2 separate regions of the Homo sapiens genome follow, and region 1 is linked to region 2. Evidence: read pairs that join two places in POLR2A ChIA-PET (ENCODE). Cell type or tissue: GM12878. All regions are shown on one strand. Links, peaks and the distances in the headings refer to the core of each region. The heading gives the core; the rest is flanking DNA. Region 1 overlaps MIR3681HG (MIR3681 host gene). Region 2 overlaps MIR3681HG (MIR3681 host gene).

What was found. Peaks named below come from ENCODE experiments on the same cell type or tissue, not always from the same donor. Only the 100,000 strongest peaks of a DNase experiment are listed, where the experiment ranks them.
Region 1: POLR2A ChIA-PET joins it to region 2 with 6 read pairs; 6 of 35 experiments call an interaction of 5 or more read pairs at or near these places.

What each region holds. Positions count from the first base shown.
Region 1 is chr2:12,048,971-12,065,075 of GRCh38, forward strand. The region is part of intron 2 of MIR3681HG (MIR3681 host gene); the gene reads left to right. Among named protein-coding and RNA genes, the nearest start is that of MIR3681HG, 50 kb to the left of the region's middle. In GM12878, for the core only: no CTCF peak of the experiment used is centred there; a DNase peak (open chromatin) is centred at 8,661; H3K27ac peaks cover 1,438 bases.
Region 2 is chr2:12,110,628-12,126,732 of GRCh38, forward strand. The region is part of intron 2 of MIR3681HG (MIR3681 host gene); the gene reads left to right. Among named protein-coding and RNA genes, the nearest start is that of MIR3681, 80 kb to the right of the region's middle. RefSeq lists a silencer at 10,182-10,382. In GM12878, for the core only: no CTCF peak of the experiment used is centred there; a DNase peak (open chromatin) is centred at 5,834.

The sequences.
Region 1 (16,105 bases), core at 4,527-12,526, 60 kb before region 2:
TGTTAGTTTTCTTCTGTTATGGCCTTAACCTACTCTTAGAGACTGTATCAGGAAAGAATTTCTAATGGCTTTCACCTTTTTTTTTTTTTTTTTTTTGAGACAGAGTCTCGCTCTGTGGCCAGGCTGAGTGCAGTGGTGTGATCTCGGCTCACTGCAACCTCCGCCTCTCAGGCTCAAGTGATTCTTCTGCCTCAGACTCCCGAGTAGCTGGGACTACAGGCACACGCCACCACACCTGGCTAATTTTTGTATTTTTAGTAGAGATGGGGTTTCACCATGTTGACCAGGATGGTCTCGATCTCCTGACCTTGTGATCCACCTGCCTCAGCCTCCCAAAATGCTGGGATTACAGGCCTGAGAAACCGTGCCCGGCCAGCTTTCACCTTTTATTTGTAGTGTCTATTTGGTAGCAATGGTCCCTGTCATTCAGTTTCAAAGGGAGTTGACTTCCTAACTTAAATTCATCTTTTCCTGCTTGAAGTGAACCCTTATTTCTCCCATCCTGCACTCTCCTTTTTTACACCCATGCACACACACACACACACCTCTTACATCGACTACAGCAATCAACCAACAAACATCAACTGTAGAAGAAGAGTATAATTGTTTCAATTTGTGTTTCTGAATAAAGTGGTTTCTAGATAAAGTTTGCATTTGACATAAGATTGTCCTTAGAATTTTTTTCTCTCAAACTAATTTAGAGGAGTGGAAAGAGATGGGATGAGAGTTACACTTAAGTTGCAAATACCTTTTCTGTAGTGCTGGGACAAAAATAAATCCATGAAGTTCATGGGTTAATAAAACATCTTGGCAGGGCATGGAGGCTCACACCTATAATCCTAGTACTTTGGGAGGCTGAGGTGGGCGATCATGTGGAGTCAGGAGTTCGAGATCAGCCTGGCCAACATATAGTGAAACCCTGTCTCTATTAAAAAAATACAAAAATTAGCTGGGCGTGGTGACACATGCCTGTAGTCTCAGCTACTAGGGAGGCTGAGGCAGGAGAATTGCTTGAACCCAGGAGGTGGAAGTTGCAGTGACCCGAGATTGCACCACTGCACTGCAGCCTGGGTGACAGAGCAAGACTCTGCCTCTCAAAAAAAAAAAAAAAAATCTTGCAACTGATTTTAATTCACTCTTGATTCTAAATTTCATCTCTCCTTTTTTTTTTTCTGTCTGCTTACTCAAAGGGATGTTTTGCAAATTGTAGAACCTTCAGATTGACATCAGTAAACAAACAACAACAGTTTATGCTACTTTGATATTTCGAAATACAAATTAAATGCTCTGTTTATCTGTCAGCATTGAATCCAGTCATACTAATTATCCTCTGGGAATTCGATAGTTTTAAAACCCTTTTACCGTCAGAATCCAGAGATAAAGGTGGGGATAAAAGGAGAGAAGGCAACTTGCTTAGTATCTTTTGCTACCAAACACCTCCAGTGACAGCACCATTTACTCTTTACCTCAGCATTGACAGAGGCAGAGTTGGTCTCCTGGAAATGAATTTTGCTGCAGTTGCTGCTATTACTATTGTTACCGTGGGGTCGCTCCTGTTCCTGTAAATGCTGAAAGCTACTCTGGATTCGTAGCCCAAAGCGAACTTCCTTCTACACACACTCACTCTGGTTCCACCACAGCTGTGCTGGTGCAGATGTGAATCATCTTTGCAAACAAACTGAAGATTATTTCAAGAGTTAGTCTAATGAGTAGTGAATGTGGGCTGATTACTGTATTTGCAAAGAAACTTATTTTTTCCAACATCGTGCTAAAGAACAGACTGGTACTTCCCATAGGCTTATAAAAGTAAGTAATCAACGTGTTTGTGTAAATATTTAATGATGTCCACATTCACATTCATGAATCAATGGGCGATCATAATTGCTTTTGTGGGATGTGATAGACACAAACTTAAACAAGAACCCACCATATCTTAGCAAGCTTTCTTATGGAATGTAGAAAAAAATATGGTGATTAGAGAAACATTTCTACCATGTGAAAAAATCTTGCATAAATAATTTATACTTCGCTGGGCTTGGTGGCTCATGCCTGTAATCCCAGCACTTTGGGAGGCCAAGGTGGGCGGATCACTTGAGGTCAGGAGTTCAAGACCAGCCTGGCCAACATGGCAAAACCGCATCTCTACTAAAAATATCAAAATTAGCAGGGCATGGTGGTGTACACCTGTAACACTAGCACTAAGGAGGCTGAGGCAGGAGAATCACTTGAACTGGGAAGGTGGAGGTTGCAGTGAGCTGAGACTGCACCACTGCCCTCCAGCCTGGGCAACAGAGTGAGACTCTGTCTCAAAAAAGAATTTATATTTGGATACATTAAATTATATATTTATCTTTATTTGTAACATTTTCTTTGTGATTTAGTTTCATAAATCTAAGTTAGATCAACTTGACTTGCTGATTCTTCACCAGGTGCTGAATTTATTTGCTCACAACTTCACACTCATAGAACAGGCACTTCTTGATCCTTGGCTGTGTAATATGGTTCAAAGTTTAGAGTCACAGAGAGACCTGGCTTTGACTTCCAACAGTCCTGAGTTCAAATCAATTTCTCTGCTTGTTAGTTGTTTGACTTTGGACACATCAACTAAGTCTTTGTGCTTCACTTTCTTCACTTATAATATGGGGGTTATAGTCACCTAGCAGAGCTGCTGTGAGGATTAAATGATGCAGCAATTTCCGGTATATAGTAAGTTCTCAATAAGTGGTTGTTTCTTCCCGTTTCCTTTAGTGTACCTGGAAGCTTTTGTAATCCAGATGTGAAAGAGAACCATAACATTCCCTGAGAAACTTCTGGTTTATAGTAGTTTGGGAAAGCCAAACTTTATGTGAATAAGAGAGAGAGGAGGGGATACTGTGATATTTTTGGCCGGTGATTTCTAACATGTTGGCCAATTAATACTCCTTCAACCTGACATACTTTTTCTTGCCTTTAAATAGTCCATGTCCTACCACCTCCTCCACCAAGCTTTTCTTTTATGACTCAGACAGCCAACATTGCATAAAACTCATGCCCCTCCAAACTTCCATGCATCACTCTCCAAACATCACCATCTCCTATTACAGCTGTTTTCAGTCTTGGCTTATGGTCTTTACTGAAATTATGCTTCATGAGAACAGAGCTACTTCTGCTTCATCATTGCACCCAGAGGACCTGACGAGGGACCAAACATGGCAATTGTGTGGGGCAGAGGGAAGTGTGGGTTTGGAGTTAGAAGACTTGAGTTGTGATTCCAGTTTTATTGGTTGCTGTGTGATGTCAGGCAAGTCCTATACACTTTCTCAAACTATGTTTCTTCATCTATAAAATGGTTATAATAATCCTACTGGTTATAATTTTTTGTAAACTTCCTCAAATCCTATTCCAAAGGAGGTACAATAGAAATAAAATGAATGAAATGGTTCCTACTGTATCTTCATTATGACACTATTGGACACTATAGGAGATTATGGTTGTGGAAATATATTTGATAAGAAATGCAGTACACATGCTATTTAGGGTTATTAGGAACTCATTAAATATTTCCTGAATCAATGTGTAATGGAAATAAGATTTCTTTTACCTGCTGGGTGCGGTGGCTCACTCCTGTAATCCCAGCACTTTGGGAGGTCGAGGCAGGAGGATCACAAGGTCAAGAGGTCGAGACCATCCTGGCCAACATGGGGAAACCCTGTCTCTACTAAAAATACAAAAATTAGCTGGTTATGGTGGCATGTGCCTGTAATCTCAGCTACTTGGGAGGCTGAGGCAGGAGAATCACTTGAACCCAGAAGGTGGAGGTTGCAGTGAGCCGGGATTGTGCCACTGCACTTCAGCCTGGCGATACAGCGAGACTCTGTTTAAAAAAAAAATAAAATGGATCTTTTTTACCTTTTTATTTTATCAGCCTAAAAAGGAGGGTGATGGATTGACAACACACTTGGAGGGAGAGGAGAGTGACTCTTGGTAGAAGAAGACAGCTGTCAAGGGAAGGTAGCAGTGTCTGACACATGGTGTGTGTTGAGGAAGTATGTATTGAATATGCTGAATGAGTAAACAGCATAGTGATTGGGAAAGTATCCTGCAACACCAACCAATGTTGAGACAGAAAAGGCAGCCAATGCAAATCATTGATGAGGCACTGATGAGGGACTCCTTCCCGACTCTGACATTCCCTATCCTCCTGCATTATTTCTCTAGAGTATACTTTGCATCTACTTATGTGTTCATGTCTTTGTTTATTTATCTGATTAGTTAGTTTGATGTCCATCTCCCTTACTAGGTGATAAGCCCTAGGAGGGCAGTAATTTTTGTCTATTTTGTTCACTCCTGAGTCCACCAGGTGCTCCAAAAATACTTTTAGAATAAATGATTGACTGATTCTTTTGTATTCCTTAGGTAAGGAAGATTTTCAAGAACCTCTTGGGGAACTGTGCAGTTATAGTATATTTCAAATGTCCATCTGCTCATTAAGATGGAAGAATAAATAATCATTGAGAAAGAGACTTACAACCAGATAAAACCTTTTGTTGGAACAAACTTGTGAATTTAGGCTGATAATATTAAAAAGTCCAGAACATAAAACGTTTGGGGCTGTACATTAAACACTCTACACTAAAGTCATATGCAGGTTGACATAAGGTCACAGACAAGAGCAGGGATGTCTTGCAGGTTGTCTATGGAGAGATGGGGAGACCAAGAACCGAGGTGTGAGTCCTGATTCCATCCCTCACTAGTTATGTGCTCTTAGCCAATTTTTAAGTTTCTGAGCCTCAGTTTTCTTATCTGAAAAGGAAGTATAATATCTCCTTTATGGGATTGTGTTAGTCTGTTCTCATGCGGCTAATAAAGACATACCCAAGACCGGGTAATTGATAAAGAAAAGAGGTTTAATTGACTCACAGTTCCACATGGCTGGGGAAGCCTCACAATCATAGCAGAAGGCAAAGGAGGAGCAAAGTCATGTCTTACATGGTGGCAGGCAAGAGAAAGAACATGTGCAGGGTAACTCCCCGTTATAAAACCATCAGATCTCATGAGACTTGTTCACTATCACGAGAACAGCATGGGAAAGACCCACCCTCATGATTCAATTACCTCCCACTTGGTCCCTCCCATGACACACGGGAATTATGAGAGCTACAATTTGAGATTTGGGTGGGGACACAGCCAAACATTATCAAGGAATTTTCATAGTTAAGTAATATTATTTATATTTGTACCTATATGTATCACAGCACATCCTTAAAATATAATAAAGTTATTGTTGTTATTTTATAAAGCAAAGCTTTATAAACATATATCATTATAAAGTCAAATGATATATGTTGAGTCAAAAAACTTGGCTCATTTTCCCAGTTCTGCCACTAAATAGCTGTGTGGCTTGGATCATAATATTCAGAGCTAAGCTTTGTTGAACTCTTACTATGTGCCAGGTTCTGAACTCAGGGCTTTCATGCATTGTCTCATTCAATTGTCATAAATGCTCTGAGTTGGTGGTTATTTCCCTTCTGCAGATAAAGTAAATGAGGCTCAGGGAGAGTAAGAAAATTTCCAAGATCTGTCTACTAAGAGCTGGATGTTGGTCTGGTTCCCAACCTGGAGCTCATAAGCACAGCGCTCTACTCCCTCTAGTTCACCTCTCTTGGCTTCACTTTCTCTTTGTTTAACATGAAAGGAGATGGAATTAGCTTACCAGTAAGACTTTAAAAAAAACACTAGCTCTTCTGTGAACTAATAAGGTATAGACACCAATAACTGAGGCCGACAAAAATTTCTTTCCATCCATATTTTTTTTTTCCAGCACAACTCCAGGTGCAAAGTAGACGCTCAAACATTGCTAATTGAATTAAACTAAACAAATATGTAAAATCATGCAATCCTGCCACAGACACTTACCCATTACTAGCTAGATGTGTGCTTCTCAAATCTGAATTCACGGCCTCAAAATCCCAAGGAGTTATGGATTCCAGTGAGAAACAGTGACCCGGGCCATTCTGGGATGGTTGCCCTTTGAAAATCCCCTCTACAGGCATGCATTGAACACTACTCCATGCCAGGTCCTGGGCTGGGCTTCAGGGATACAGTGATGGGAAAGAGCAATCCCTGCAGCAAGAGCTCCCATGGCGTGTGCTTGACATGTAACTGACACAGTGCACTTGGGTGGGCCTAATGTAAAGGAAAAGAATGGGGCTTGGGGATTACAAGGGAGGGTCGTCTAAGTGAGAGTTGATAATGCAGAGGGTGAGAAAAAGCTTCTCAAAAGCCTAAACACAAACAACCAAGCCAAACCCCAGCATTGGTGAAATGCCAGTTGGAGTCAGGAAAAAGGAAGGAATTATAGGCTATTTTAAAGGGATAGCCCTGATAATTTTGAACCCACAGCTGCAGTGACTGTTCTTGCTTTAACAAGCAGATAAGTCATCTGAATTCAACAGGGACCAGAGTTTTTGAATTTTTTTCTTAATTTGTTTTATGGTTTTAGCTTCTTTTTCTTGAATTCTATTCACACTTTTCATTGGCTGAGCCACACATCCTTTCTTTGTAATTGTTGAAAGGATTCTTTTGGCCTTGAATATAATGATTATAAATTTATAGAACTCAAATTACTTGCATTTTCCCATATGAGAATGATTTCGCTCAGCCATTATCTCCTCTAAGAGGGCTTCCTCCAGCCCTTGCCCCCTGTGGTTAGTTGTGTTCCCTTCTGAATGTGTATTCACCATCACAGTTCTCATGAAGGATTGTAATTGTCTATCTCTCTGTGTTACCCACTACACTGAACTCAAGGAGTATTTGCTGAACCAAAGTAATCCACACTCCTAGGTGTACTAGTTTCCTAGGCACAAACTGGTCGGCTGAGAACAATCTAAGTCCATCTCTCATTTCTGGAGGCTGGACATCCAAAATCAAGGTGCCAGCAGTGCCATGCTCCCGCTGAGACTCTGGGGAGACTCCTCCCTTGCCTCCTTTTAGTTTTTGGTGGTTTGCTGCAATCTTTGGTGCTCCTTGGCATGCCAATGCATCACACATGGCCTTCTGTCTTCCAATGCATCACACATAGCCTTCTGTCTTCACGGGGCCGTCTTCTTCCTGTGTCTCTCCCCATCACTTTCCCTCTGCATGTCTGTGTCTGTGTCCATATTTCCCTTTTTCATGTAAGGACACCAGTCACTTGGATTAGGGCCCACCCTAATTGACTTTATCTTGGTTAAATCTGCAAAGACCCTGTTTCCGAATAACGTCAATTTCTAAGGTACTGGGGGGTTTGGACTTGAACGTATCTTATTTTGGGGGGATATCATTCAACCCATAACAGCAGGCTAGGGATGGATTATGGGATTAGCAAGAAGGTTAGAATTGCAGGGGACTGCAATGGACATGAGGTGGGGGCTTCTTGAGGTCCTCACCTGAGCAGGGAAGGGTCTGGGAAGAGAGACTTTAACTAGAGGCTGAGCCCCACCTTCTGAGGATGTGATGCAGAGGTTCTGCCTCAAATCCTGCCGGAGCATTGCTTTACAATTAATTCTGGAGCCCTGCCTGCAGCTCCAGTTTGTTAAATAGGACTCTGATACCCACTCAGAGGGTTAGAGTCTGTTCCTGCCTTCCATGGTCCATTCTGTACCTGAAAGTCTGAGGCAGCTGCTCTCTGACTTCAAGCATTCATACCAGATCACCTCTTGATAATGCTGGATCAGTTCAGATCAAGCCTGACTTCACACTGATGCTGTGGCCTCCCTATAGCAGTACATATAATAATATGGTTTCCTTAGGTTGAGAACCTAATAGATACATTTCCATTAGATACATCATTTTTGATCCTCACAACAGCCCCATGTGGGGGCTGAACTAGGGTGGGGTAGATACCATCTCCTTGGAATAGGAGAAAGAATGGCAGTCCAGTGAGTTTATATTGCCTTGTACCAGGGCACTGGCTAAGAAGTGGTGAGGCAGGAGCTTGGCCCCTGGTGTAGGTGACTCCACAGGCTTCGTGTTCCATCTGCCCTGGCCTGGGGGACAGCTCTAGGAAGGTTTTGATTCATATTCCTCTTGATACCTGAATAAATTATCCTTTTAAATGGCTACCCACCTCCCTTTAACTTTTGTCTTCTGGCTTCTCAGGCCAAAAGACAGGGGTGACCAGACTGAGACAGCTGGCTGAAGGAACACCGGTCTCTGCCGACACTGCCTATGTCTCTGGGTCTGAACTGTCTGCTGAGTGTGTGGGGGCTCTGAGATGTTCCTGTTCTCCACAGAGGGCCTCTGGCTTTCAAAGCTGTGGGGGATTTATCATGCTTCAAGGTAATTGGAAGATGGACCTTCCAGAACCCCCTCGAGTTAGTCCCTTCTACCTCCTATGAGACCCTCATCATAAATGGTGCCATGAAGGTCTCCTACTGCATGTGACCTCGAAATAAACCAAAGCAGTGGCTTGACAGGTGCATGTCCTTGCAGGCAGAATTCATTCAAGGGGGAGAGCCACAGAGGAGTCACTTTGGAGTCTCTGGGTTTGCAGTGGCCCCTCTGACTTCTTACCACCCACCCTGAGAGGCATGCAGGCTGGTGAAGCATGGACCACGCCAGCTGTTTCTGTCAGCTGAGCCACAGAAGGGAACCACAGGGCCCTGAGGGTGACTTGGCCAACCACAGGGGGCCGGCAGCAGGAGGGGCCGTGGGGACAGCAGGATTTGGGTTTCCGCTTTCTCACAGGCAGACTCAATTGATGGCCTTGGGGTCCTGCCGAGCAGGGGTGACTCAGCTTCCTTTGTGTGCATGGTCGCCTCGCTGAAGAGAGGGGGGCCCTTGACAACCCGGGGCTCCTTCTGCCTCTTCTCACTCCACTTCCTGCTCGAGAAAACCTCTGGTAATTTTTCCAGTCCCTGTTTACCTTAAAACTTGTCGGAAAAAACAAGTTCGCACTTCAGATTTCTACAGCATTTGACACTTTACAAAACGCTTTCTTACACACTGGTTCATCCAATGTTCACACCAACTCTGTGTGATTGTGAGGAGGCTATTGTCATCACAGATGAAACACACAAGGAAAGTGAGACCCAGCCAGGGTAGGAGATTTGTCCAAGGCCACAGGGCTTGTTGGTGGAGGGTTGACTCTGCTGGGAGCTTGAGTCCAGGATCCTAGGATACTCATCCAGGACCTTTGTACACTTTCTTGGGAATGCCTCAATATATTGCTCTTTCCCTGTGCTCATCACATGTTCTAAAAGCACTTTGTTGATTGAGTGACTGATCATAATCTTCATCCATGTCAGATGGATGCTTAGGGATTGAAAAGACATGAGCTTTAGAGACGCAATTCAGTTTCGAGCTATACTAAGACCCTTATTAGCTATGTGACGTTAGATACAGCACACATTCCCTGAGCTGCAGTTTCCTCTGAAGAAGGAGGCTAATAATGCTTAATTTCAAGGCAGTTCTGAGATTTATATGAAATGATACGTGTCAAAGGCCGGCTCAGTACTTGCTACACAGAAGGTGCATGCAATTCAAAGCTCTGTCATCATCCTCACCATCATACTTAGCTTCCAAAATTCAAGAGAGTTGAACTAAATCTCACAGATAGTTTCTTTATACATGGAACAATACCTTTACTTAGTAAGATTTAAAAATTTCTAGACATGAATGCACAAAATAAAGTCAAATATGGTCCTGGTTGATTTAGCCACTATAATTAAAAAAAAGAAGAAGAATAATACCGCATACGTGAATGTCCACATTCAGCTCTCCACATACTCTGTATGAAGGCTTTTCATCATTTCTGTAGACCTGTTTTGTATGGCTAACATTCCTTGCCTTCTTAACAGAGTAGAGCACACATCCACTGCTTTGGGGGATTCTCTGTGTTTCTTACTCTTCATTGGACCATTTGACTTTCTTTATCCCTTCCTCTTGCTTGCAAAGGGTTACAGGGACACTCATCAAGGTGGGGAAGGGACAGTAGGTCTGATTAATTCCAGACTCTAACATGATGCTCATATTTTGGGTAAATGCATAAGCAGTCAGGAAGATCCTTCTTTAAAAAAATACTCTTCCTTTCTTCCACCAACTGGATGTCTTCTGTGTGATAACAAATTATCTTTGAAGTTGAATATATGTCCAGGAAAGATTGAAACTATTGGTGTTGCTATCTTAAATTTCAAACTCCTTGCTGTTAGAAATTATGTTGTAATCATTATCATGTGCCTGTAGCCAGGTTCCCACTAGATTCTCAATGAATGGCTCTTGAACAAGCATGATTCATTCATTCATTCATATAACAAAAATATAGTATGAATGAACCACAGAAGTTCTGCAGATGCTTAAGATTGTATACTACTTTAAGGAGCTCCATTCTGGGGATGAATATCAATGCTTACGGAGGAGAGACTGGATGGAGACCAGGAGGTCAGGCAGGGAGGGGCACTGGCATGAATAAGGAGGCACTGGGTTCAAGGGGGAGACTGTGCATGTGCCAGGTGTATTCAGTGTGTCTTCGCTGGGTGCTGACCATGGGGTATGAGAGGTAGACCTGCCACCTCGAACAGCCCAGAGCAGAAAGCAAGAGGAGTAAGTCCACCTTGGAGGGGCTAGCAGAGTGCTGTGGGAGAGTGAGTGGGGCAGGTGACAAGGACAGTTCTGAGCATTCTAGACAAATTACTGGTTACTCAGGACAATTGCAATCCACACTCACATTTGGGAAACAGATGGACAAGATTAAAAACTGCAGAGAACCAGGGGATATGGAGAGCCTACCCACTAATAGGGACCTTGAATGCATTGCAGTCATTGCTGGGCTGAGTATGAAGGGTGGAAACACTTCTAGGGAGGGGATGTTTACTTTTGTGGTTTGGGAACTTGTCCCAGAGGCCCCTGCCCTGTCTCTTGGTGAAGAGGATTTAAATCATTAAAAATATTGTATGATTTTCTTCACAGAATTCCACTTTCATGAGGAGTGGGAGAATGTGTTTGAAGTCATACCCATTATTTATTATTTAGTGGTTTACTCTTCATTCATTTAATACAGTTCATTGAGCCTCTATCCTATGCTGGTCTTGAGCTGGGGGTTGGAGGTGAAAGATGGACTAAAGTCTGTCCCTGCACTTTAAGGATCTTTCAGTCTAGTGGAAGAGAGTGACTCATAAGTAATTATAAAGCACTGTGGAGAGTATAGAAGGGCAGATACATAAAGAAGGACAGAGAAGGGAGTGGTTAATTAGAATATTGGCTGTCAGGGAAGCTTTACAGAAGATGTACCGGGATATAAAGGATGAATAGGAATTTTCAGGTTGGGAAGGAGAAAGTAGCACTTTAGGTAGTGAAAGTGTCATGAATAATTGCACAAGGGCAGGCAAGTGCATGGCTTGGGAAAGAATGATTAGAGCAGTATAACTGGAGTGCTGTTGCCAGATAACATACAGGAGGCCCAGTGGGATTCGGATCTCAGATAGATGATGAATATGTTTGGCATGTCCCAAGTATTGCATGAAAAATGCTTACATTAAAGACATTATTTTCAGTTTATGCAAATGTAGATTTAAACCTGGTGTTCTGTATTTTTATTTGCTAAATCTGCCAACCATAGACTAGAACATAAAGCAGGTGAGACCACATCATATAGTTCTCCAAAAGTTCTTTAAAAGTGAGAGAGTTTCAACTTCAATCTTGTGGAGTGGCCTTAGGAGGTTTTTAAACAGAGAAGTGATATAGTCAAATTTCTGTTTTATAAATATTACTCTGGCTCCATGGAGGATGATTTAGAAAGGGGGGCCCTGGAGGCAAGATCATTAACTAAAAAGAGAGGAAAGGGATTCTGAATAAGAGCATCAACTGAGGGATTTTCAGGGCACAGGCTTGACATATTTTAGAGGTAGGACCCACGAGGACTTGCTGAGCAGGAGAGCATGAGGGGTGATGTTTGTGCTGCCAATCCTTTCTAATTATGGCTATAATATATTTGTCCTTGAAAGCTTATGACCTTCTGAACGTTCACTGCCAATAAAGATGTTGGAGAGAGAGTCCTCTGGAGACCAGGAATTCTTTGCCATTAAGCACATAGCTCAGCTCTCCATTTCTTTAAAACACATACTCTGGCTAAACTCTGAGCTAGATAATCACATCTTGATTAAGTGGCTGCGTCCATGCTGGGTACAGGTGGAAACACTTAGTGCTATAATGTTAGACGGGTCTATAAAAAAGAATGCCTTCCATACGTTCTTGGGAGAGATTTATTTTTCAAAAGAAAGTGTATATTTTGGAAGGGAAGAGGCGTTGTTTATTTCTGGGATTAAATACATCTCCAGGGTCATAGAATATATTTGGGTTCTTTAGATATGTTGCAAAGAATTCACAGAATCCTGGTAGAGAGACCCCTTGGTTACTCTCATCCTGTTCCAGTGAGGGAAGCTCAGCCCAGAGAATAGTTGTGACCTGCTCCAGGTGGCCGAACTTGGATTAGAGTAGTGGATTCATGATGCCCAGTTAAAGTGCAATGTGAATTGCACAATTCTTAGGCTTTGTCTAAACATTTAGAGTCTGGAAACACAGTGCCATTCTTTTTCTCTGTAACTACCAAGTTACAAAGAATTTCTGTAACTACCAAGTTACAAGGAATTTATCCTTGAGATGTTTCCATTTGAACTGAAGTATTGATACAAGTTGCTTTTAAAAAAGGGATTTCATGAAATTGTGTTATTTGGAAAGCACTACATCTTTATTCCCCTTGACAGTCCTCTTGCAATACATTGACACAGCCTAACTTCTGAAGGTTTTCAAAGTTTTTAGAGCATGGAACAAGAAATGTTTATATAAATAGGAAATAATGGCTATTTGTTGAATGCATTTTCAGTTGTGGGATTTAGACATTTTGGCTAAGGCGAGCTTTCCTTTTAATAGATCAACTTTCAGGGCCAAGTTGTGTTTAAAAGAATAAAGTGAAAAGTATTGTATTTACATTTCAAGAACAAAATGTCTCTCCTTCTTAGAAGTTTTAGGAATACTGCCTGGGGCCACCGCCTGCCTTTGCTGCATTAATTCCAGGGAGAGCAGACCACAGTGACTCCTTCCCTCATTAGGGTTTAAGAGATTTGTTTCCTATAAAAGACTCAGCAAAATCCCTCCCTCCTCTCCTAAACAATGAAATACTACAACCAAACAGCTCCTGAGCTTTGTGTTATCCACTCCACATTCAATCCTCATGGCCAGTTTGATTTTGTTTTTAATATTCTGATTCACTGGGTATCTTTTACATCTTATGCACAGCACCTCCCAGCCCTTTCCAGAAGGAAAGGGTGAAAGAAGAGAGGGGTCAGGTTTCTAGAGGGAGGTGGTCATGGGGCCAATTTTTCACTGGCATCACTTCAAAACCACCCATGTTTTCCTGACATTGCCCTAGTCCCTTCAAAGAGATTTAACGCATCACTCGTCCCTGCTAATGAAGATGGAAAGTATTGTAAACAATAAATGCTAGTCACCAAGTGAGGTCTTGAGACAATAAGGACCCTCAGATGACTCTTAGGGATGGTACAGAACACACTCTAAATAAACCCATCCACGGCATATTAGGCCTTTGCCAGCATCATCCCACACACCTGCCTCTGCCAGGTTCCCCTGTTATAACCCACCCATTTATTCAGCAGTCTTTCCTGAGTACTTGCCATGTACCAAGCAGTGTTCTAGGCACTGGAGATATAGAAATGAATGAGACATTCAAGCAGTAGCCAAATATTTCTCACCCAGGGATCTACGGATACCCAGGGACCCCAAATTCTTAGCTATGAATTCTATGAGAATTTAAAAAATTCTTCTTTTCTTTTGACGGTGATCTAAAAAATTTACATAAAATATGGTCTGGATCGATTGGATGGTTATCGTTACACAGTCCTGCTGCAAGACCTTGATGTCTGGGTTGACCTCTGTGTTCTGGGTCCTATCAGAGCCAATGATTGATAACCTGACTGTTAATCTCCAGTGCACTGTCCATCAGGTTGGGGGTTAGTGGACATATTCTTGAGCTCTGCCGATGTTCCCTTTCTTTGAACAAGTTGCCTATGTCCTCAAATTTAAGAAGCCCTGGTATAGTATTGGCACAGAAGGATTTGTAGTCTCTTGTAGCCACCACATTGTTCCCAAACTGTGGTCATACTGGTCTTGAGGGAGTCAGAAAAATGGTCTCCCAAGGATGCCTGTAACCTAATACCTGGAATCTATGTCACATGACATATTTGCAGGTGGAAATAAGGAGATTAGCCTGGATTATCTGGATGGGCTCAACATAATTATATAAACCCTTAAGAATAGATGAGGGGTATATACCCCAAAGAGTTAGAAACAGATACTCCAATACACGTTCATACCTGCACTAATCACAATAGCCAAAAGGTGAGAACAACCCAAATGTCCATTGACAGATGATTTCATAAATGAAATGCAGTCTACACAAGCAATGGAAAATGATTCAGCCACAAAAAGGTCTGAAGTACTGATACGCACCATGGCCCGGATGAACCTCTCAAACAATACGCTAAGTGAAAGAAACCAGACATAGAAGACCACACATTGTGTAATCCCATTGATATGAAATCTGTAGAACAGGTAAATCCATAGAATCAGAAAGTAGATTGGTGGCTGCTACGGGCTTGGGAGAGGAGGGAATGGTGGTTTTATTGCTTAATGGGTCAGGGGTTTTACTTAGAAGTGATGAAAATGTGATTTGCACAACATCGTGGATGTAGTAAATGTCCCTGAATTGTTCACTTTACAGTGGTTAATTTTATGTTATGTGAATTTCACTTCAATAGAAAAAGAAAGAATGGAAGAGATACAAAGAGGTGTCGGTCAGGGAGATGCAGCAATAGAAGCAGCGGCAGGACACATCCCAAGTGTGAGAGGGACTCACCCCTTTGCTGCTGACTCTGAAGATAGACAAAGGGTCCAAGCCAAGGAATGCAGGTGGCCTCTAGAAACTGGGAAAGGGTCTCAGCTGACAACCGTTAATCAAATGAGGACCTTAGCCCAGAACCAGAGGGAACTGAATTTTACCAACAACCTGAATGAGAGAGAAAACACATTCAAACAGGATGGAATGCAGTCCTCAGACACCTTGCTGTTAGCCCAGTGAGACCTGTACCAGACCTCTGACAAAAGAGTAAGACGATCATACATTTGTGCTGTTGTAAGTCACTAAATCAGCTATCTTTTTTTACAGCAGTGATAGAAAATAAATAAGGACTCCTACCTAGAGTTTTCTTTTCTCTCCCGTTCATCAGGCAAGCCCATTCTCTGCATGCTCTGACCAGGCACCTGCGCTCTGAGGGCTTCAGTGGAGTGGCCAGGCTTGGCTGGGGACCCGCCCTCTGTGCTCCCGAAGCCCTGGTGTTTATTTCTGTAACTACACCTAACACATGGTATGCAGCCTGTTGACTTACTTGCTGTTCTCCCTACATTGCACTGGGAGTTCCTGAGGTTATCACCTCCTCGCTATTACTGTCAACACCCTGTCCACATCCTTTGGTCTTAGTCCAGATGACTTTCTGTCATTGGCAAGCTAGTTGAGGTATAGTTAACAACTCCCCATCTCCCCTCAGCAGTTCTTAGCTGAGGCATGATGGAAGTGGGTGTATAAATACCCCAGCTCTTCATTCCTCAAGTGGGATAGCTCAGAGGCCTGTGTTCTATATCACTTTTCCCAAGCTTCCCTGCTTTATTAAGCATCATTCACTCACCGTATTACCAGGCTTAGTAACACTTCCAGGGCTGGCTACATAATTTGTGAAAATGTAGGGCCACTTTTTAAAAAATCAAGGGAAAAGTGCTATTAAGAATATTAAAATAAAAATTTTTCCCTTTTTCCCATGGCCTCTCCCTCAATTTTTCATGGTATTTAAAAAAATTGTTGTTTAATGTTGTTCTAAGTGAGGAAAATGAAAACTTTAAATTATTAGCAATGTGTTTTATCTTCCATCTTTATAGTGTGCAATGCCAGTTTTAAGTGCAAATATGAGAGCATTTAACTAGCATGTGGAATTACCAAAATTATACAACTTTTATTCTACAGCCCATATACTAAAGTTCAAGGATGAAATCATTGAGAATTTCAAGCAGAGACCCCACAGCA
Region 2 (16,105 bases), core at 2,687-10,686:
ATATGAACATCTGCAGGTCTATGAGAGATCTCATTATCCCTGTATCTCAAGGGCAGGAACCATACTATCACCTGCTTCCTCACTTCCCTTAGTGTATGTGCAAACTGAAAAACAGTGAAAGAATTGAACACGGTCAATGAGAATGCTGCTATCTGTTTAGAGCAGGACTCTTAAAACAGTGCAAACCATGGCAGGGGTAATGAACTCCGTACGCATGTTTAGAATAGGAAAAAGCACACAGTGTCAGAGCCAGAGGAAGCCTTAGGAATTATTTGATATGAGAGAAAACGAAGGCCCACCACACTGTTTTTAAGTGCATGCTGGTTTCATAGTAAAAAAAAAAAAAAAAAAAAGCAAAAACAAACAAACCACAAAAAACACAAAGCAAAACCAAAAAACAGGCTATTATTGGTAATGAATAAAATAGTGTTTAACATTCTATTTCTGGTAAAGCATAGAAATCATTTTAGGTGGTTTGCACAAACAGGGAGAGCAACAGAGAGGAAAAGGGAAAAGGAGGGTAGAGGATGACACTAGAGTCTCTGGGCCCACTAAATACAGCCCATTTGCTACATGAGCCTCTCAAGGGGTTGATTTAAATATTGAGAACACATGAGAAGGAAAATGTGACGTTGCCAAAGGGTTCTGCTCTGGGAGCTACAGGTAGTTCATTTCTAAGCCTTGAGGTTTGTACAGAAATACTTATGTGATGCATAGCTCTTTAGAGATTTTTCTGGCTCTCACACAGTCCTATGAGGTGGGTGATGGGGGAGGATCAGGGAGGCTGATTTATTCCTGTTGTAAAGAGCACAGGTTTGGAGTCTGAGGTTCAGGTTCAGCTGGCTTTGTGGCTTTCCACTGGTAAACCCCAGGCAGGTTATGAAGGAGTCCCAGGCACGACTGGAACTCAGGGCTCTTCGGCACCAGGGTAGGGCTGTGTTTCCCTTGCCTTCTCCTTTTCCTCCTGACTGGGCCACGGGTTTTCTTAGGTCAGCTCTGTCCTGTGAATTCCTTGATGTTGGGAGCTCCGTCTTATTTTTCTCTGGTTTTGCCTGGTGACGTGCTAAGTAGGTTAACAGAGAAATTGTACAACCTGAAGAACATCCTCCAAATTATTAATTTTTAATCTGCCTCATTTAGGATGCTCTTATATTTGTAACCAGAAATCAAAGACCATGTTCTTCAGCTGATTACTCATCATCACTCAGCTGACTTCTTCCAAGGGCAATTCCTTCTCTGTTTTCTTCCTTTCACAGTGATTTATTATATACCTGTAAGTGCTGTGCACCCGTGATGGTGGCCCAGGCTATGAGTTCCAATCTAGTCTGCAGTATTCCACCTAAATTCACCTGATCAAACCATGCCACATCCCGAAATAAAACTCCTCAGTAGCTTCTCCACTGGGAAAGTTAAAGCCCAAGCTTCATGACAAAACAAAGTCAACAGGCCATTGACACCAGGACTGCTAGGGGAGCTGAAGTGGGGAAAAAGTTGGAGATGGGGCAAGGGCAGGTCGTGGAGACCCGGGTGTGCCAGGCTAAGCAAGGATATGGTCTTGAGAGCAAACGAGTCTGTAAAGAAAGGAGTTGGCCTAATAATCTTGAAATACTCCATATGCTGCACACTATGGGATTTGATCCATGTTAAAAGCTTAACATCATTATACTCAGGACAACTGCCATGGGTCGAGTTGTTACTACAGTCCCACTTTCTGCAAACTTCAATTCAGTTGTTCCATTGCAGCATTGTGATGGGTGCTGGAAAACACCAAAGGGATACGTGACATGATTCCAGTCTTCTAGCAACATACAATCATGGCAATTATAAGGTCTGCCATTATTGCTTTAAATATTGATTTATTTGAAATGTATTTATTGCATACTGTATGGCTTTGGGTTGTAATCATATTATCATTGATGCTGAAGTCAGACAATAGGGATTCAAATCCTAAGTATGACACTTACTGTGTGACTTTAAGCAAGTCACTGATGCCCTGTTTTCGCATTTGTAAAGTGGGGATGGTAAATATCCCCCAAGAGGCAATGCCTGTAAAGAGCACAGGAGAGTTCTGGGCCCTTGACAAGCACTCAGAAATTGCTTTCTTGCATTATTCTGTTATGATGTATGGTGTTGGAGGTGACAGAATGTCAGGCAGACATGGTTGACATCATCAAAGGACAGCAAGTAATGAATGAATGACTATACAGAACAATTCCTATTGAAATTGGCGCTGCAAAAGAATTGGCAATGTTCTAGACATCGCTCTAGAGAACAATGAGGCAGATTCTACTTCAGTAAGAATGGGGTGGCATGGGGGAAGCCCTTTCAGGAAAGGTGATATTTAATCTCCCATTTGACCGATGAGAAGAGTTGGCCACTGGAAATGCCAGGGAGAGAGATTCCCAGCTGAGGGACCAGCAAGCAACAAGCCTTTGAGGCAGGAGGAAGCTTGGCATGTTCTAGGAACCAGCAGAGGCTAAATGTGCCTGGGGCTTCGTGAGCAGAAGGCCAAGGTAGCAGGAGATGAAGCTGGGAAGGACGCAGGGACAGATCGTGCTGGGCCTTGTGGGCCCCAGTCAGGAGTTTGGATGTTATTTCAAGTGGGAGAGTCAAAGAAGCAAAGTGACATGATGTGATTTGCATGGCTTTGCTTAATGTGTGCAAATGGTCAAGCTGATGTCTTCCAGGCCCTCTGAATGAAGTAGTGGGTGTGCAGTTTTCAAAAGGAGAAGGCAAAACTGCAAGCCCTGGCAGTCAATGGGGATATACTTATTGGGAATGAAAATTTCTTCATTTGTGGAAATATTACAAAGAAATAAGAACCTGCCCTTGGGAGCACCTGGCAAACATTCTCACTTCTGAAGGGCAGACACACAGCCATGGTTGGCTGCTTTTGGCAGGGCATAAATTAATTCTAAGTGCATGCACAGGGAGAATCTAGTTTGCTATTTAGTATGCCAGGCCCTGAGCTGGGCTAAGGACACAAAGATAAACCAGACACAGAGAGTGCCCTGCACTTAAGGAGCTCACTCCTCTGCTGTAGGAGACTGACTTATGGCAGATCATTAGCATGTGGCAGGAAAGGTGGCCGCATGGAGGGGAGTAGCTGAAAGATAATATGTTGGCACAGAGAAGGGAGAAGCCTGTTCTCTGGGGAACACAGGAAAGGCATGACAAAGAGGTAATGAAGGAAGGTCACCTCCTCTGGGCATCTCTCACCTCCATTTATCTGGGCAAATGGCTTTGCCCTCTGTTCCATTTCCTCAGAGTCTAGTTTTCTTCCCAGGTGAGAAAGTGCTAATTTGAGACACTGACCCATGTTGTGAAGGAAAATGGGCTCTGAGAATATCATGTCTTCTCCCTCCCAAATGGAAAATTTCAGTCTGAATTGGGGCTACTTATAGGGGAAGTTCTTAGCTGAAAGATGAAAAAATTTTACTATTGAGAATTTTTTATGTATAGTCAAAAAATAGTCATGAAAGGTAAGATGAAAAGATGTTATCAGACATAAATGCTTCTTACAAATGTTGCTTTTACATTCACATAGCATAATTTATCAGGAATACATTTATTAATCTCATGTATCATTTGCATACCATTAATTAGCCAACATTTATTGAGTGCTTGTTATAGATTAGGCATTGTGCTGATTGTGGGGGTTCCAACACAAATCAGACATCATCTCCACCCTTGAGGACCTCACAGTTCTAGGGTTAATCAGATAAATAAACATGTCGTGTTGAAGAGGAAGTCAGCACATTCTGTATGTCCCTTAAAACTAAGACCAACAAATCCAGATTGCCAGCAGATGGATTTCAACTCAGCATTAAGAACAATCGTCCAACAGTTGAGCTGGTCAAGAGTCGAGAGAATGTTGCTACCTCCATACAGGCTCCCTTCTCCCAAGATGGGAAGCATAAGGCAAATGTCAGCTCCTGGTAGAGCTGGACCTTGTGGAGGAGCCTCTAGGAGGAAACCATCAGCAGCACATGAAGGGAAGCCCAGTGGCCACTGGCCTTGCAGTCCTGTGATTCTCAGATTTGATGACATCTATTCTGAATAGCTGCTGTGCTGGAGAAATTTCACCTGCAAACCCAGCCAAGCCAAGACCAAGCCTTGGTATAGGCAAGAAGAAGACTCCTTGACATTCAGAAGATGAGGTTGGGTGACCCTTAAATGAAAGATGGGCAGGTACTTACAGCCCTGGGACGCTTTGGGGCTTGCTGGACACCTTTGCCCCATGAAGATCTTCATGCATGGGTGAGATACACCCATAAATTTGGGGAATCCTTTAAGGATCTGATGAAACATGAACCCAGCTAGAAGCCACATGGCTCATACATATCATTCATATATGTATGAGAGTACAATGAATGCAGAATAGAGACATGCCTAGGGAGGTCTTGGCAGAAAGCCCTACTGTAGCTTCTGAATATGCCTTGGGGATCAAGCTCAGGACTTTGCTATCAATCAGAAGGTTTCCCATGATTAGCTTCTACTTCTCTACCCTGTTTTGCACTTTCCCTCTGCTCCCACCCACCCTTTATGCTCTGCCCATAAGGAAGTGCTGCCTGTGTCCTACCTCCACCCAATCCACTAAGAAGGAGCTCCTTCAGGGCAGGGAGCAAGTTCATGCATCTTTGCCACTCTCACAGTACCTGGAATAGCAATGGACAGAATGAGCATCAAAAAATGTTTACATTTTTTGCAAAGACAGGTCTCATCTTGTCTTTTAGCTATGGGTAGGGTTGTGGATGGGAAATGCATTTTTTGAGGTGGTTCATTTCACTATTTTACCACTGAGGATCACACTGTCTGTTGAAATCAGAGATGACCTACATTTCCTCTTAATGGACTGGGGGCTGTGTAGTAGCACTGGGCCTTTCCTCTAATGGGGAGAGTAACCACTGCTATTTACTGCAGTCGTGGTGCCATGAACCCAAGTACCTAAGCCATTCCCATAACGGCTGTGTTGCTCACAAGCTCCTTGGGAAAAGGGTTCCCAGGATGGAAATCCTTAGGAGTTCAGAGGTGCCTGGAATTCAGGGAAGATCCTTCCCTGGACTGAATGGAGCAACAGTTTTCTGGGGTTCTTTTGCTGGAAGTAAATGCTGAAATCACTTTTTTTTTTTTTTTTTTTTTTTGAGACAGAATCTCGCTCTGTCGCCCAGGCTGGAGTGCAGTGGTGCGATCTCGGCTCACTGCAAGCTCCGCCTCCCGGGTTGATGCCATTCTCCTGCCTCAGCCTCCTGAGTAGCTGGGACTACAGGCGTCTGCCACCACGCCCGGCTAATTTTTTGGATTTTTAGTAGAGACTGGGTTTCACCGTGTTAGCCAGGATGGTCTCGATCTCCTGACCTCGTGATCCGCCCACCTTGGCCTCCCAAAGTGCTGGGATTACAGGCATGAGCCACTGCACCAGGCCTGAAATCACATTTTAATGGATGCAATGGCCACACGTATGAACTGATTAAGATTTTGCTCTCTCAAAACAACACCAAGGAAGCCATTGCTTTACAAAGTCTCGTGTTGAATGAATCCAGTGGATGTTTCAAGAGGGCTTTAGAGACCCCATTACCTGATGGCAAACTTCAGCCACAAGTTGGTTTAGGACCCAACTCTGCCACTTAGTAGTTGTGTGGTTTGGGACAATGCCTGTGCTTTGTGAACTGCAAAGTGGCCTCACCCCCAGCTTCTGCATCAGGTGGTGGTGAGGCCTCCAGGAGGTGCTATGCAAAGTGCCCAGACCTGGAGGTGGTCACGGATGGGCACAGGTGCTGTGCTGTCTCCCTCCTCCACCCCCTCCCCCCTCACTTCACCACACAGGTCTAAAAGAGAGTTTCATTGAAACTCTGGGTTAAGAAAGGGATTCTTACGTATTGAAGGTTTAACGAGGATTCTTTGTGATAATGTAAGTCCTTTTTCAGCATGTGAGAAGTCATTTCAATATTAATAGCAGTTCACTTTTGCGTGTGTGTTTCACAGTTTACAAGGTGCTTTCCTAATTCTCAATTAATTTACTCTTCAGGGTAATTCGCTGAGAAACAGATGGAAGAAGGTGGGGCCGGGGGAGGCACGTGGGGACTAAGGGACTCTCTTACATGTTGCAGGGAGCTGGCACTCAGCCTTAGGAAGGTCTCTGCCATCAGACAGTGTTTTGGAATCGGGGCATCTCTAGTTCAAGACCTTAGCCCACTTTTGCTTATTTGTGTGTTCCTTAGAATTCAAATCCTCCCAATCACCTTTCCTCATTTGTAAAATTGCTGTATTATGAGGATTTAAAAAGTATGTCAATTCATTTCTTTAGTTCCAGAGAAATTTAAGTTGTTGATTAACCAAATAATGCATATAAAGCATCCAGTACCTAGGAGCACTCAATAAATGAGAGCTGGTTTTACTTTTTGCTTTATTGAGCCCCTAGAAGTTTCAGACACTCTGCTTTATATCTGAGCTCTGCTCAGTAAATGGTTACCTCCCCATTTTCCAAAAAAAAAAAAAAAAAAAAGAGGCTGAGACTTAATCAACATCACCAGCTAGTGATAGCTGTGATTGCAATCAAGTAAAGTACTTTTCCTCCATAGTCAAAAGTTTTTCATTGATAAAAATGTAATTTAGAATTGGAAAAAGGTTTTTGAGACTATCAAATCTAACTCAATAGGGAAACTGAGGTCCAGGAAAGGGAATGGCTTGTGCAAGGTCACAGGTGCGTTAACATATGCCAGAGGCTAGAATCATATGACTCCTTCCCCAGTTCTCATCAAAGATACGTGATTCTGTTCTGCTGGGGTGCTTTTGGTTACATGCTTTTCTTCTAGGTTCTGGGTCATTGAAGGCCTTAACCAAACAAGGAAAGTCACGTTTGTTAGCTATGTAAGCGGTGTCTTCCATGGATATGGCTATCCTATATCCATAGCAATGAGATATTTATAGCATTTAAAAAGTATATCTCAAAGGTGCTGCAGATCACATCTGAGGCAGGAAAAGCAAAAGCTCCAATACATATTGAAGGTTTTCACAAGGTATGTCATCATCTCATTGCAATTTTAATCAATGTCAAAAGTAAAAGTGTCAGAAAAATTCTATCCTCTAAAACATTTCAATGGTAGATTAGTAAATGGTAGGTAGAGGCCAAGGTCCCAGCTGGCCTTTCCTCATTAGGGGATGGTTCATGTGAGTTTTTGGGATGGGCACAGGATACAGTTGAGTGATCCAGGGCATCTATCCAGACAGAGGGGCAGGAGGAGCACAGCTTTATACATTGCTGCTTGGATTTGCTTTGTGTGAACAAAAGCTAAGGGGAGTGTGAACTTAAATCAAATGCTAGGATTGCTGAGGAGGAACCTACTAAAGTCAAATGTTTTAGGTTTCTTTTTTTTTGAGGTGGAATCTCACCCTGTCGCCTAGGCTAGAGAGGAGTAGTGCCATCTCGGCTCACTGCAACCTCTGCCTCTTGGGTTCACGCAATTCTCCTGCTTTAGCCTCTCGAGTAGCTGGGACTACAGTCACGTGTGCCATCATGCCTGGCTAATTTTTGTCTATTTTTTTTAGCAGAGAGAAGGTTTCACCATGTTGGCCAGGCTGGTCTCGATCAAATGACCCACCGGCCTTAGCTTCCCAAAGTGTTGGGATTACACATGTGAACCACCGCACCTGGCCAAATGTTTTAGGTTTCTTCTAATGTTTTTCAAATGTGCTTCTTGAATAGTGCAGTTGCTTTGGCTCTATGACCATTAAGAATCTTACAGAGACAACCTCACAGCTGGAGACTAGTTGGTGGCCATTTCCACCATGGACATGTGAAAGTGAATATAAAGCATTACTTCTCATCCCTGGCTGCACCTTGTAATTACCTAGAGAGCTTTTAAAAAGAACACTGATGCCTGGGATCTAGAAAAAATATTTGAATATAATTGGTCTGGGATGGAACCAAGCTATCATTATTACTATTGTTTTTCCTCAAGTTCCTAGGAGTTTATTATGTACATCTATCGTTGGGAACTATGCCCTATAACAAATAAGAATCAACTAGATATAAGGTAAAGGGGTGCCCTAGAGGAGATATTGTTTATAAGAAGACAGTAGTATCCTCCCAGCCAGTGGCTGGAATTAGGAAATTAAGTAATGTCTGACCAGGGTTGGTATGGCATTCAAAGCCTTCCACAGCCTGATTGTCACCCGCATTTTCAGGCTCACTTACTGCCAGTCACCCCTACATCTTGCGATGCAATTACATAGGAGTATTCAATGCACTCCAAACATGATCCACATTTGTGTCATATCAACTCTATGCTCCCAACCTAAGACCTCTGGCTACACAGCTTTGCACAGTGAGCACTTATTCACTTTATGAAGCAGATGTCAACAATCCTAGAAGCCCAAATTGCTAAGAGAGTAAATTTCAAATGTTTTCACCACAAAAAATGTGAAGTATTTGGGGTAATGGGTATGTTAACTAGCTTGATTTAATGATTCCACATTTATTTCATGAATCCTGACAGTGCTGTGTACCCTAGAAATTGATAAAATTATAAACTGCCAATCTGTGATTTTTTTTAAAAAAGAAAAACGAAATCTCAGGCCAGCGTCAACCTCTCTCTGAGACACTCTCCTGGTAACTGGCTTACACTTCAGAGAATGTGGTTGATGTTGAGTTGGTACCCTGGTCTCTTGTCCCTTGATTCAGTATTCCAAGTCTCATCTGCCCTGTGGCCTATTCCACAGTAGGCGCTTAATAAATGCACATTAAAGGAATGAATGCAAACAACATAGCTGTCATCTCTGAGGATGAACTATTTTTTTTCCTAATATGTTTTCCCATACTCCAATTACACACGCTATGAGCCTTTCAGTCCTTGAATGTTCTGGCTCGGAGGGCTCTTTGTCTCCTCTCACAGATGGGAAACTGAGCTTCTGAGAGGAGATATGCTTCTTCAACAACATCTCGATGGAATTGGAAAGAGGAATGTTAGACGTTTTCCTAGTTTTCATCGTTTTTCTTCCATTCCATGAAGTGTCCTCCTCCAGTGGAGCTCCTGACCATCACCTGTCCACAGGAGCGTGGTGCGCAATGTGCTCTTGCAGTGTGGATGCTGCAAGTGATCTAGGATGTTAATGAGCCCAGCTCACTTCTGTCCACCCCCAGGGCTTCAACTTCTACCCCACACCCAGACCTGCTGCATTCAGAGGTCTAGCATTGTCTTTGTTCACATAGCCAACTGCCTACAGGGCACCTTCCCTGCCATTTTCCATAGAGCCCTTAAATGCCAGAAAGGGACTCATCATCTTCTTTTTAAATTCTTTCTCCTCATTCCCTATCTCAGGAAATGAGACAGAAACATAGGAGTCATTCTAAGGCCTTCCATTTCCCTCACTGCCAACATCTAATTACTCACCAGGTCTTGCTGCTGCCACTTCAGAACCACTTTTTTTTTTTTTTTTTTTTCCCCAATTAGGGACCTGGTGCCATCATCTGGCTTCTTACAGCCTGGATCAATCTTTCTATTTGGGGATGCTTGTTATTTTTCCAATAAAGAGACTTTCAAAAAGTCAAAAAAGTGTGCCTCTTGCCTGGATTCACAGATGATTTTGAAAAGGATAATTACCTCTTCCATCTTCAGCTATGATTCTATTTTGGAATCCTCTTCCTCTAATTAAAAAAAACAACAACAACTCCTAATGCTATTTGAGTCTGAGTCATTTGTGCAGTGAAATCACCAAAGCTGCACAAATAAACGTGAAATGCAGGACTCAGGCTCCCCTGGCCTCCCCCTGGGATTGGACATCCCCACAAGATGCAGATAGTAGTTCTTGTGGCACACTTTCCAGATCCAGACCCAAGGCAAACAAAGTATGCTGCATTTTGGGGCAATTTTTCCCCCAAGCTTCTCTTTCAAATGCTTAGAATAGCTTCTGGCATTCAATAAATGTATATTTTTCCTCCCTGCATGTATTCTCCAGGGATTTAAAAATATGCATAAATACTGCTTACGATATGACTAATGCCCTAAGGCCATGAGCAGTGCCCAACTTTCACTCTAGTGAGCATGCAGAGATGTCACCTCATCTTCTTCAATTTCATTAGTCATCAAGGCGTCATAAAAGCTAGAGTTGGGAAGCCCGTAGGGACCACCAAGCATGACCCCTATTTATGCATGGGGAAATGGAGGTCACACACCTCATCAACATCAGTTATAAAGGGCACTGACTTTCAGAAACACACAACACATTAAATCTAGACCTTCCCCCTGGAAGAGCTAACCACAGACTGTTACATGTGGCATCAGTGAAGTCGCAGTTACTTTGGAAGCACCTAAATGCGTTCTGAATTGCCAGTCATGCTGCATATATGAGAGAGAGAAAGAACTGGTCTTGTTAGTTCAAAAGGAGGGGTCGGATCTCCATCAGATCCACATGAAGGGCAGAGAAGAATGAGTCAGAGGCAGGCCCAGGTTCAGCAAAGGCCCAGAGTTTAGGAAGAAAAAAATTGTTGGGAGGAGACTGCATTGTAATGCTTCTATGCTCTTTTCGTATTCAGTTGACTTCAACAACATATTTTTTGATACCCAAAACCATCAGGTGCTGTGCAGGGCATGAAATGGATCATATGTAATCACAAACGGTTGCAGCTTTGAGGGGCTCATAGATGATCAAGTAATCCTAGCACAAAATGGCCATCTTATAATGGAACTCACTGTGCGGTGCTGTAGAGGCAGAGGAGGGGCACTACTCCAGTCGGGGATATTCTGGAAGACGTCACAGTGGGTGACACTTGACTTGGGCACTGAAGGATGAGTAGAGTTTACCAGATGCCCAAGAAGGGAGAGGGTAGTTCAGGAAAAGGAAAGGTTTGTCCAAGGGCACAGGAGGGCAATGTGGTCCAGCATATCCCTGGAGTGTAAACAGTAGGTTTGAGGCAGGAGTGGGCGGTGCTAAGAGGTGAGACTGGGATGAGATGGTGCAGGAACTTAGACACTGGACATTGTCATGAACTAATTAAGAGGCAACACCAACACTGCCTCAGCAGAGGATGCTCCCCCTGTGTCTTATTGGAGTCGCCATGTTTGCTTGTCTCTTCTGCCCACAGCCTTCCTCCATGGGCATTATCATTCAGTTGCTTCCCAGAAAGCTGGGGATCATTTGGATTCATGTTTTCTCATCTTCTTTCATCCAACTCATCCCTAGGTCCTGTCCATCTCCCTCCCAAGTCTACCCCTATTTATCCACCTCTCTCAGGCACTGCTACCCCTTCATAGTCAGAACCACTACCACCTCTTGCTTAGCTGCAATCATCCCCCAGTGAATTTTCTTGCTTCCATTTATAGCTCTCCTGGTTTTGTCTGCTTGCACAGCAGACAGTGGTATCTTCAAAAATGCACTTCTGATCAGGTCACCATGCCACTTTTATTAAGGTAACTTAGTGGCTTCTGGGTAAATAACTTTCAAACCCCTTCCTGTAGTCTGCAAGGTCTTGCCTTACTGACTGCTTTGGGTCATTCCACCACCCCAGCCTCCTCCCACCACTGAATGCCCCTCATCCTCGCTCATTCTTCACTCTGACAGTCCTTCCCCACCTTAGGATAGTCACACATGTTATTTTCTCTGCCATGCATGGTCTTCTCATGCTCTCATGTGGATCTCAGACCTCAGAACATGTTACCACTCAGAAAGTCCTGCCTGACACCACCCTTCTGTCCTACCAGTCTATTTTGCAGTGTCCATTTCTTGACAGCACTTATCACATTGTACACTAGTGTTTTTTAAACAATTTATTCTCAATTCCTAGTACAATGCTTGATGCCCAATAGTTGCTCAATAAGTATTTCTGGAATGTGTGAATTGATCATATACCTTGCTGTGTCAGGCAGGGTTCTTTAGAGAGACAGAGCTAATAGGATATATATATATACCCATATATATATATACCCATATATATACACCCATATATATATACACCCATATATATATACACCCATATATATACACCCATATATACACCCATATATATATGCCCATATATATATACCCATATATATATTCCCATATATATATACCCATATATATATTCCCATATATATACCCATATATATATTCCCATATATATACCCATATGTATATTCCCATATATATATACCCATATGTATATTCCCATATATATACCCATACGTATATTCCCATATATATACCCATACGTATATTCCCATATATATATACCCATACGTATATTCCCATATATATATACCCATACGTATATTCCCATATATATATACCCATATGTATATTCCCATATATATATACCCATATGTATATTCCCATATATATACCCATATGTATATTCCCATATATATACCCATATGTATATTCCCATATATATATATACCCATATGTATATTCCCATATATATATACCCATATATATATTCCCATATATATATACCCATATATATATTCCCATATATATATACCCATATATATATTCCCATATATATATTCCCATATATATATTCCCATATATATATATTCCCATATATATATTCCCATATATATATATTCCCATATATATATTCCCATATATATATATTCCCATATATATATTCCCATATATATATATTCCCATATATATATATTCCCATATATATATTCCATATATATATTCCTATATATATATATTCCCATATATATCTATATATATTCCCATATATATCTATATATATATATTCCCATATATATCTATATATTCCCATATATATCTATATATATATTCCCATATATATCTATATATATATATTCCCATATATATACACGGGAGTTAATTATTAACTTACATGATCACAAGGTCCTGCAATAGGCTGTTTGCAAGCTGAGGAGCAAGGAAAGCCAGGCCGAGTCCCAAAATTGAAGAACTTGAGGGCAGGAAGCATCCAGAATGGGGGAGAAAGACGTAGGCTGGGAGGCTAGTCCAGTCTCTCGTTTTCACGTTTTTCTGCCTGTCTTATATTCGATGGCAGCTGATTAGATTGAGCCCACCAGATTAAGGGTGGATCTGCCTTCCCAAGCACACTGACTCACATGTTAATCTCTTTTGGCAACACCCTCACAGACACACCCAGGATCAATATTTTGTATCTGTCAATCCAGTCAAGTTGACACTCGGTATTAACCATCACACTTTCTAAAGGCAGATTTTGGTGGTCATGATTTATGGCATGCAACCTACGTGACAAGGTCTGAGCTAAGAGAAGTAGAGGTAGCTGGAAGGAATAGATTTGAAAGATATTCCATTGGCAGAATTGACATGGTGCCAATAGATGTGAATGATGAAGAGAAGGGAGTTGAAGATGGTGCTGTTTTCTGCTTGAACCACCAAATGATGGGCCTTTCTATAAGTTGAGCTCTTGAATGAGGGATGAGTGTTATTGGAGTGGAGAGAATTGACCTGCATGTTCCACAACTCCCCCATACACGCCATTCCCCTCACCCAGGCAGGCTGCCCGTCCAGCTCTCACTCTCCCTCCAACAATTCAGCAATGCCCACCTCTAAAGCTCAGGCTATTCTCCAATTCAGATCGTCCCTGCACATTTTGACTGATTGACAGCTGCTTCATCTCTCAAGATTTATTTGATGTTCTCTTTTCTGCAGGAATTTCCCTTAAGCCCAGCCCTCTGACCAAGTGTTGCCCCAGGACTCTCATGTCATTTAGAAACAGGGACCATGGAGACATGTAGGTACATTCTATATACCATGCATGGTGTATAGAATTTCAAGACTTGGCCAGGTGTGGTGGTGCATGCCTGTAATCCCAGCTACTTGGAAGGCTGAGGTGGGAGAATTGCTCAAACCTGGGAGCGGAGGTTGCAGTGAACCAAGATGTCACCACTGCACGCCAGTCTGGGTGACTGAGTGAGAATGTCTTAAAAAAAAAAAAAAGAATTTCAAGACTTGATCAATCATTTGTATATTTGTGTGTTGTAATAGAGACAAACTGTTTTGAGAAAACTCTTGGATTTTCCTTTTGGATAGACATTTGACCCCATTTTGCACAAAACACATGATCCTCTATTCTCCTAAATGTCTTGGATAGAGTTATGAGTTTTCACAAATGAATGGAAACCCTACTATTTGCTTGTTTGGGCTTCTCCTTCAATCCATGACATAAAGCAATGGCATTTGAGGCAGTGAATTGAACCTTAATCCTTGACTGCTTTATCAAAAGCCTGGATAATGGAAGTGATATTTATGAGGACTTGTTTGAAGGGCATGCTGTTTATCCCTTCCTCTAGTTGTGCTAATTTTTATTCCTGCATCAAGCTGTGCACTTGGACCATATGTTCTTAGTCCCCAGCAGAATTTTCATGCATTTTAATGTTATTTCCTTGGCTTACATCCAGAGATATTATACATAATGGCTTTATGAAAACTATTACTGTGTGGGATGTCTTTGAGGTAGTGTGCGTTAGGTCCTTGCTCCAGCTTCCTTCTAGATGAAGCCTAGAGCAAGGGCCAGGAAAGACTTTGCTTCCTCTGAGGAGCTGGGACACTTTTTACTTTGTGGTAACAAGACTGACTGTATCTTGGTTTTTGGATTGATCATAGGAAGCGCAGAGCCAAATGTACAGGTGAGTTGTAGCAACCATGAAAGCCTCTATGGTTTGCACAAAGGGAATGAGTAGAGTTAACAGAGTGGAAGCACCTGTGGACATTGCTAGCCCCACAGAAAGGGAGTGGGGAGAATAGCAGAGACATCAATCATTTAATAGGCTGAGAGTTCTTGCTGCTGGCATTCTCCAATCCCCCAACCTGGACAGCTTTCTATTTTGATTCTCACCTGCTTTATGACTGTGGCAAGTAATCAACCTTTTCCTGACTTTGGCTTCTTGTAAAGTGAGGGCTTACATGAGAGGCTGTCCAATTGGAGGTTAATTAGAGGCCATCTCAGAGCGTGTCTTGATGATGCCTTCCTTCCCAGGTCCTTGGCCCCTACCCTTCCTTATTCTCACTCCCACCTCTGCCTATTCTGAGATAACACCAGGTGCTTCTCCACACAGGTGAGTCCTGTCTACTGCAGGCGTTCTGAAACTTAGCTACACAGTAGAATGATCTGGGGAGATTTAAAACAGTCCAATGTCCCAGCTGGCATCCTTTACAGAATAAATTAGTCTCTGAAGTGGGACCCTGGCACCTTTATTTTTTACGGTTCCCCGGATGAGGCCATTGTGAAGCTGCATTGGAGAACCTGTACTTTTGCAACTTTACTGTCCCTTTGAATTGCCTGGGGATCTTTTAAGTGCAGATTCTGACTCAGTGGGTTTGAAGAGAGGCCTGAGAGTTTACATTTTTAAAAAACTTTTAGATGATGTGATGTTGTTGGTTCCTGTGTCACACTCTGAGTGGCAAGGTGAAGACACATATTTGGTGGATAATGCAAAAAAGGAAGGACACCTGACTCAGTCCCGCTGGAGCCCAGGGGAGGGGGAACCAGCATGCTGAAATGAGCACAGCCATGATCTGCATTCTGCTTCACTGAGCTATTGACAAAGTTAAGTTCAGTGTGAGGCCCGGAGTTTTGGGGGAACCATGAAGCCAAGCATATTCTGTAACCAATGAGGCTGAGAGCACCTTAGAAACACATTCACTTTTCCAACTTCAGAATCTAAATCATCATAGGTGTTTGCTAAATGAGTAAAGAGATGCGGAACAGGCACTCTCTTCTTTGAGGGCAGAAAAGGACCCACTTTATTGCTATAGTGTGACTTGAGACAAGGATTCTGTCTCAGGGTGTTTCATGAAGAAAAGATAAGGCGTGGTATTAGATTCAGGGTCAGGCTCCAGCCCAAGCTGAGGTCCAAAGGGAGTGGGTGACTGAATGGCAGATAGCTGAAAGAACACTTGGGGGTGCCGTAGGTAGGTGAAATACAGCTTTATTCAGCAGCTCTCTCATCAGCAGTTCTCTTACCCTGTCTGCTCTGTCTCGGCTACTTGCTCTGGTCACTCCCATGCACAGTTGTGCAGCTGGCTCTCCCTTTAGGGTCAGCAGCTTAACTCTCTCTCTGGACATTAGTGCTCATGACTGATACTCTATCTTACAGGAAAATGACATTTGCTATTATGT